2 separate regions of the Homo sapiens genome follow, and region 2 is linked to region 1. A link is an interaction called in ENCODE POLR2A ChIA-PET data of the cell type or tissue named here. Cell type or tissue: GM12878. All regions are shown on one strand. Links, peaks and the distances in the headings refer to the core of each region. The heading gives the core; the rest is flanking DNA.

The links. Peaks named below come from ENCODE experiments on the same cell type or tissue, not always from the same donor. Only the 100,000 strongest peaks of a DNase experiment are listed, where the experiment ranks them.
Region 2: POLR2A ChIA-PET joins it to region 1 with 7 read pairs; 2 of 35 experiments call an interaction of 5 or more read pairs at or near these places.

Annotation. Positions count from the first base shown.
Region 1 is chr7:38,310,347-38,314,747 of GRCh38, forward strand. It overlaps TRG and the pseudogene LOC103689914. Among named protein-coding and RNA genes, the nearest start is that of TRG-AS1, 29 kb to the right of the region's middle. In GM12878, for the core only: no CTCF peak of the experiment used is centred there; no DNase peak of the experiment used is centred there; H3K4me3 peaks cover 1,218 bases; H3K27ac peaks cover 831 bases.
Region 2 is chr7:38,167,390-38,171,790 of GRCh38, forward strand. No RefSeq gene overlaps it. Among named protein-coding and RNA genes, the nearest start is that of STARD3NL, 8.7 kb to the right of the region's middle. In GM12878, for the core only: no CTCF peak of the experiment used is centred there; DNase peaks (open chromatin) are centred at 845 and 2,622; H3K4me3 peaks cover 782 bases; H3K27ac peaks cover 2,885 bases.

The DNA.
Region 1 (4,401 bases), core at 300-4,299:
AATTCCCAACTTGGGTACGCTTACAGGAACACATTCCACATCCTTGTGAATATACAGAGAAGTCTGAGCCCCTCTTCCCTCCCTTGTCATTTATTCCAGTTCTTGCTGGGTGAGTGTGGTGTGGTGGGAAGAGAGTAAGTCTTATGGACCGTCACACTTGCTCTACATCCCTTCTCTGCTACTAGTGATGCCTGCGTGATCTTGGAGGCTACAGAGTCTCTCTGAATCTCTGGTTCCTCCTCTGAGAAAGGAGATGACAATATTTAAGTGAGAAAAGCATGTAAAGTTCCCAGCCTGACACTGACTTGGCCCTCTGCCCATCCAGGCCCTCCCTGGGCAGCCAGGCAGGAAGCAGAACATGATGTGGCCATCTCAGGCCAGGCTGCAGTTGGGTCTCAGCCTTTCCACCCTTTCCCATCCACCTTTGGATAACATTTCTGTGCTCCCCAGCGGACTGAGGGTAAGGGAGTGCAGCGGAAAGGTGATAATCAGGGGGAATATCTCTGTGTTCCATCTCGCTGCTTTTCTGTTGCTCAATAAACACAGTTTTGGTTACGCTTTTTTTTCTTGTTAAAAAAAGAAAAAAATCTTAGAACCCAGAAGTCAGAAAAACTTGATTGCATAAGAAAATTCTCTGTAGAGAATTCTCTGCAGATTGTCTGTAAGTAAACACCGTTAGCATCAATTTAACTAACTTCATGTGACCCTGGGGAAAGGAGCTTAAGGCCGCAAATGAAAAAAAAAAAACTCATAAAACGAATTATAAATTTTTTTATTTCCCCCTGAAATGTCTCTATTTAAAAGTTCGTGTTTGGTTTTGTTTTTCTCATCACTGTAGGAGATCAAGGCAATAGATTTTGTAGTCAGACAGACCTGGATTCAGATCCCAGCCTCGCTGCTTACTATCAAGTATCTTAATTTATCAAAGTCTCAAATCTGTACTTAGAAAATATCTATAAAGGGCATTTGTCCCCGCGACAGAACCGCTGCCGCCATCGCTGTCATTTAAGATCGCCCGGGTCCCTCCGCCGCCACCATGTCTCTGGGAAGCCGCAGCGCGGCGGTCCGACCACCCAGCCCCCTCCCGCCGCGCCCTCTGCCCACCTGCCCCCACACAGCCACCGCCTCCGGCAGCCGCCCCATCTCCGCCCCTTCCGGCCAGCCGAGCCTCATGGCTTAGATGGCGTCCATGGCCGCAGGGGTAGCCGTGGGCTCGGCTGTGGGACACGTCATGGGCAGCGCCCTGACCTGAGCCTTCAGATGGGGGAGCTCGGAGCCCGTCCAGCCTGCTGCCCAGCAGACCCCCACACGCGCTGCCCCCCAGCCCCTGCAGATGGGGTCCTGCGCCTACGAGATCCGGCAGTTCCTGGACTGTTCGACCACGCAGAGTGACCTGTCCCTGTGTGAAGGCTTCAGCGAGGCCCTGAAGCAGTGCAAGTACAACCATGGTCTGAGCTCCCTGCTCTGAAGAGGTTGGTGCAGACTGGGGGGCCAGCCCTGCACCCACCTCTACCCTTTGCCGACAGCTGGACCACAACACCAGATTGTACCAGATGGCTGGGATTGGAAGTGTGGAGGTTTCTCACCCCACGAATAACCCAAGACACAAACGTGCAAATAAAAGAGTTTATTAAAAAAAGAAAATATCTATAAAAATGAGATAATAATAATGATAGTATTTTGTTAGGCTCAAATGACATAAAGCATGCAGTATAAAGTGCCATGCACATAAGAAGTACTCAATAAACAATAGCTACTATTACTACACTCATAAGAATATTTATTACATTATTCATTTTCACATAGAACTGAGCTCTTTCAGAGAATAGTCTGTACATTTAATTCTGTGCATGTAAACTCACTGATTTTTCTGTTTTTCTGTGGCTAAGCAAAGAAAATAAGGAAAGTCAGAGAAATCTGCTGACCTATGGACTGCAAATTCAAATTCTGCCAATTTCAGAACACAAATATGGAGTTTTGATAATTACTCTGTAACTTTAGTTTATAAGTAAAATATAAAGAGAACGGGACTACAGTAAAGTATAGCACGTGATTCAATCTCTCTGAATCCCTTAGCACTTTGCTAATTTGCTAGTTAAAAGTTGACTTAAAAGTGACAAGAAATTAAATTAGGGATCTACAGAAGAGACACATCAATTATAGCAACAGGGGTGAGGGGATAAATTCTACTTGACATGAACGTGACAGGCATTTCTCTATCCTCAATCATCTAATGAGAGTTGAGATTGTTTCTCTATTTTAAACTTAGTTGTTGTAAAGAACACTACGAGCACAATTGGATTAATCATACTATCGATTCATGAAGCACTACAAGCATAAAGCACTATAATCATTTATCTAAATGTGTATCACTTTTATGTTTCTTATTTGAGTCTACTACATGTTGGTGATTTATTTAATGAGTCAACAAATACCTAAGACTCCTTCACTTAACTCAAGAACAAAAGCATTATTAATAATCTACATGCTCCTCCATATTAAGAAATCAACTAAAGAAGTACTAATTAATGATGATCTCTCAAGATTTGTCCAGTTTCCTGTTTTTTTACTCAAGGAACAGTCACACATCCTGTTCTGTTGGAGATGGGACCTTGGTGGTTTTGTGGAAAGTGAAACAAAACTAATAAAACCTTCTGGCTCCCTAGCTTGTCCTACTTATCTGAAGTCAAACATAATCCACTTATTGGGCCATCTGCAGGATTTCCTCCTTGGCTCATCCAAGTCCATTTTCCACATAACTCTGCCTTAAAAGTCTGACCGCCCTGGGCTGCATGGATGGTCTTCCCTATCCTGCAGGTGTTGTTTGGGGGTAGAAAATGGAAACATCAGCAGGCAGCTGGGAAATAGGAGCGTGGGGTCAGCGTTCCCTCCCTGAAAAGGGGCCTTAAGTTGGCTGCATCCTCCCCACATTGGCCAATATGCAGTGCCATTTGCCCCACAGCCAGAGCTGATGTCCAGGATCCAAGAGGTGTGGGTAGGAGTCGCCATTCTCTTCTATTTCAGTTAGCTCACTGAAAAAAGTTGTTTCTTTTTTCCCAAGACCTTTGATCTACAGGCTTGAAAAATCCTAGTGTTCCAGGAAGACATACAAGCCCAATAAGCTGCCTTGAGCATTCAAATCACTAACATTTTCTTTAGCTCAGCACAGTGATCAGTAGGAAACAGGAGAAAAGGTAAGATTTTGCTTTTTACAAGAAGCAAACGTTGTTAGAGAAGAGGAAAGAAAAAGTAGTCAAGCAGAGCCCCTTCCAGGTCCTTCTAACCAACACATTTTACATATTGTCTCTAGGTGCTCAATAATGTGCAGGGATATGTTTAATATTATAAAACAGGAATTCTTTTTTTAAGTCAATTTTAAAATAAAATTAAAAAGTAATGTGTTTTCTATTAGACCATTTCAAAAGTACAGAAATGACACAGATAAAAATACTCATGAGCGCAATGTCTGGAGATAAGCATTTCAAAGTCTGTGCCCTTTTTTTGTCTACCCCAGTCTGCCTCTTGTGAACCCCTTCACAGGACTGAAAGCAAAAAGCACCCGAGACAAAACAGTCAGCATGGATTTCCAGGTGGGTACAGCAACTTCTAGAATTGTGGTTTCTATAAGATGACTCCTGGGCAGTAGACATTACTTTTTCCATAGTACTTGTATGTGTGGGGAGTTCGGCAACAGATGATATGGTTTATGAAAATATTGCTTTCCAAGATTTCCTTAGATTTTATTCAGATTTTATATTAACTAGATAATATAATGTTGATTCTATTATTCAGAGTCATTGTAGCTCACCCACCTCAGGTAGAAAAGAAAAGAAGTCGAACCCAAATCATCAGAATATTCAGGGCATCCATCCATACAACGCGTTGACCCATTAGGTAAAATGAACCCATCAATAATAATGAAAGTATCAATCTCAATTCAACAGATATTCATTGAGCCCCTACTATATGCAGTACAGTATATTCTAATAAGATGCTGTCAGTGTTTCTGTGAATCCAAAACTTAAACCATTTAATTGGCAAATATTAACTTAGAGCTGGTTTGCCTCTGGCTAGTTTTCCTTTGGTGTGGCGAAAATGTTCCTGGTGAAGCTCACCTTAAGCAAAAGGAGAAGGGCAGGAGGAGTAAAGGACTATGAATTTCGACTTGTTTTTCCCCTATAATGGTCATCTGCACTATGCACAAGGCCACTGTCCTGTCCAGCTGTGTGTGAGTCAAAGGTCTTAGGGAACCATGACCAAAAGCTTAGAATTAAATTAATCTGGGATAACCTCTTGTAAGAGTTTCTTCATACTTAGCTATTCTCTCTATAAAATGTAATAGCCACACTATGATAGACGTAGCACTAAGCCCTGGATATATAAAGATGTGTATATGGGCCA
Region 2 (4,401 bases), core at 167-4,166, 140 kb before region 1:
CCAGCAATCTTATTTTGGATATATATCCAAAGAATTGAAAGCAGGATCTTGAAGAGCTATTTGCACGCCAGTGTTCACTGAAGCATTACTCACAATAGCCAAGAGGTGAGAGCAACCTCAAATGTCATTTAAAGGAAGAATGGATTTTTTAAAAATGTGGAATATATATGTGACGAGACCAGCTCAGTCCGGGAGACCCTAACCCAGTGGCGCTAGAGGAATTAAAGACACACACACAGAAATATAGAGGTGTGAAGTGGGAAATCAAGGGTCTCACAGCCTTCAGAGCTGAGAGCCCCAAACAGAGATTTACCCACATATTTATTAACAGCAAGCCAGTCATTAGCATTGTTTCTATAGATCTTAAATTAACTGAAAGTATCCCTTATGGGAAAGGAAGGGATGTGCCGAATTAAAGGAATAGGTTGGGCTAGTTAACTGTAGCAGGAGCATTCCTTAAGGCACAGATTGCTCATGCTATTGTTTGTGGCTTAAGAATGCTTTTAAGTGGTTTTCCACCCTGGACGGGCCAGGTGTTCCTTGCTCTCATTCTGGTAAACCCACAACCTTCCAGCGTGGGCGTTATGGCCATCATGAACATGTCACAGTGCTGCAGAGATTTTGTTTATGACCAGTTTTGTGGCCAGCTTATGGCCAGATTTTGGGGGGCTTGTTCCCAACATATATGCAATGTTATTCAGCCTTAAAAAAAATCTCATCACATGGTACAACATGGATGAACCTTGAAGACATTATGCTAACTAAAATAAGTCAATCACAAGCAGATGGTCTTATTGATTCCTTTTAGATGCGGCACCTCAAATAGTTAAACTAATTGAAACAGAAAGTAGAATGGGGGTTGGGGAAAAGGGGAAAGTGGGTAGTTTTTCAACAGGTATAAAGAGTTTCAGTTTGTGAGATGAAAAACTTCTAGAAATCAGTTGTACAACAATGTGAATACAGCTAACACTATTGAACTATGCACTTAAAATGGTTAAGACGGTAAATTTTATATTATGATGTGGTGTGTGATTTTTTGGCCACATTAAAACAAAACAAAACACCCTGGCCCAGAGCCATCTTACAAAAGTTCATTAACATTAACATCATTCCTGTCTGACTCTCTCCCCGACCTCTCCTTCTCCTCCATTCTCACCCCTCCAGCTCCAACTTCAATTGGGATCAACCATCACTGTCAGAGAGTGGGCAAGGATGCTATTAGAAAGACAGAAGAAACAGACAGCATCCTTTTATCCAGGAGCAAGTTGTCCATATGTAAAGGACCTGGCTAAGAGAAAGGGGATGGCTTTCCTCTGAGAGGAGAATGAAGTGCTGATCAACATAAAAGACTAGGCATTCGAATTTCTAGTATAGGACTATAGTTTACAACTTAGAGTAAACTAGGAATGAACAGAAGAGTCAATAGACACACCCAGTTTTAATCTGTTGGCCAAAAAAAAAAAAAAAAAAAAAATCCTACTTAGCTTGTTTAAGGAGACAATAGGAAACAAAAATAAAGATGTTTTAAAATTATAGCCTGCATATTTTACCTGTTCAATATACTGGTTTAAAATATTAATGCATACAATGTTAATACAGACAGAAAGTTGGAAAGACTGTACCTAGATGGTTAACAGTTAACAGTAATCATCTTTGGGGAGGGACTGGAAAAGGGTGTGTTTGAAAGGAGATTTTCACTCTACACTCACCACATATTTATGCAAGCAGTATGTATTCCTATGTCACTTATGTAAGTGATGTGGTATTTTTAAAGTCAAAAGTTGAAATTAACATATTGTGCAGGTTTATTTCATATAGGTAATGGGTCTAAGTACTGTCTAACTTTGTTATAATCAGATATTAGTGAACCCCTGTGAAACACAAACTTTTTTTGAAACTGTTAGAACCCAGCATTGATAATAGAGCCAGATGAGAAAACTGTTTTTCTAGATTTTTCTTTTTTCTGTAGCTAAAAGAGGAAGAAAGAAAAGAGGAAGGAAAGAAGGAAGGAAGGTCCAATTTCCTTTTCCCTAAAATTTTAAACAGGCTAATTTTTAAAACAAACAAACAAAAAGTACCTCAATAACTCTATCAGTTTCTGATTATAGGAAGTGAGTTCACCACAAATGAATATTGATTATTATATTGTTGTCCGTTTGTATTATTTTTCCTTTTCAAAAAAGCAACTTTTATGGATAGCATAATTTTACGGAGAAACTTTTATATCAATATCTTGCTGGCAAAAGTTAAGAATTACTAGCAATGGTTTCATTTGAATTCTTTTTTAAACACAGAATCAGCATCAGGTTTCACATGCTTACAAAAAGACTAAGAAAACCCCCAATAACTCCAAAAGGCAATGTGGATAACTTCCTTTGAAAATAATTAATGATAATTGTAAACATTGCTTTCCTGGATATTCTGCCATTATGTTGGCCCTTCCTCACACGTTACCACTAGAATCTTTAGGAGCATCTTCTTGCCAACATAAACTGTGTGAAAACTTTACAAACACAGCTGGGAAGAATAGACCAATGACCTCTGTATGACTTCTTGGCAGCTTTGCAAGTCAGAGGCCTAATTTGAAGTGTGGAATTGGTGGTTTGACCAGTTTTGGCTAACACTGGGTCCACATGTCAGAGAGATGCAGCAGCTCCCTCCCCGGGTCACCAGCTCAGTCCCATGCATGGTGAGTCACAGTGGCAGAGGGTGCCTCCTTCCTGGCTGTCTTGACTCACTCAGTGGAGCAGGAGAGGATTTTCATGGGAGTTGTGGTCCTGTGTTACATGACAGACCGCAGTGAGCTAAACTGCTTCACCAAAATGCAATCAAATACCTCAAAGAAGGAGAGAACAGGATGGAAATGACCAAATTTACTGATGGTTTGGGTTGGCAAAGTTCTATTAAGTTCTAACATTAGCTCTGGGCTCATAAATCATCATTAGTTCTGTCTCCCACTTCTGATAGTTAAATTGCTGCAGTTGAAGTTGACTTTTCAATAAGTTCTATAGCAATTTACATGCAGTCAAGGTCGAATGGATGGTAGACTCGCACGTTGTTCCCTCCATTTTTCTCCTGTAATGCTTGTCTTTCTCCGTCTTCCACTTACTGTCTTACTGCTTTATATCACTTATATCCTTGAAGATTAAAATTGCAGCTGATCTATTTCAGTAAATATTCCCGTATTTGTGTCATTCTGTTAGGATTTCTATTCTGTGTTCTCTTAATTTTTGCTCCATATCACTTATTACTTGATTTAAAGTCTTTATCACTTCGCACTCAAAGCACTATATTTTCTAGTCACTCCCTATGTTTCTTCTCTCACCTGAGTTCACTGTGTCCATGTTTCCTTTTGGTCTCTTCTGCTCCAGCCTACTCTAAATAATGATATTCCCAAGATTCAACCTTGGTTCTCTTTCCTTCTCAATCTGTACACTCACTTTGAGCAATAGCATCTATACGCATGCACATGATGATGTCTCTCTTGAGCTCTCCAGGTTTATCATCTAGTTGCCTTCTAGACATCCAGATGAACTACACCTATCTCAGACATGAAATGTTGAAGAATGAGTTTATAGCCTTCCTCCTGAATTCCTGATTTAAGTTCATGGCAAAATTCCTTAACCAATCACCGTTTACCCACCCCTTTATTTTCCCAAATAAAGACAATTGTCAGCTTTTGTCAATTCCACGTCTTTAATAGATTACATATTTAAAACTTCTTTTCCATCTACCCTAATGTGTATTACTGATTTCCATTATCAATATATTTCTTGCAAAACTTCAGGATTTCATCATGTCTCATATGGATTCAGTAGAGGCAACGTAGAGAATGGATTTGATAGAAGCATTGTGTTTACATGAAATTATAAACTAATATGTTCATTGCATCATTTATTCAACAAATATTTCTAAGCCCCAGTTCTGAGGCAAAAAACAAAAGGTATACCTAATTTAAAATGCAAAGTGGGAGGATGAGTGGCAGATGAATTGGGGATATAATGGTAGAACTTTCCCTAGTAATTTCAATGTTGACATTGTCATAATTTAAGTGAAAAATTGCAAATATTTCAAGTAATTTAGATAGTTCTTTCATATTTACAGTAGCTATAGATCTCCCTACTACCTCAGCTCCATGAAAGTTTGGGAAGGAGATAAAACCTCTTCTGAACATATTTCTTTTGATAGTAGTTGAGACATTGACATTGAATTAATGTTTTTTAATTGAGTTGAAATTCACATAACATAAACTTAAGCATTTGAAAGTGAAAAACTCATTAGGGTTTACTTAGTATATTTCAAATGTCGTACAACTACCACTTCTGTCTAGTTTCAAAATATTTTCATCACCTCAAAGGAAAACCCCTTATCCCGTAAGCACTTTCTCCCACCCTCCCCCTA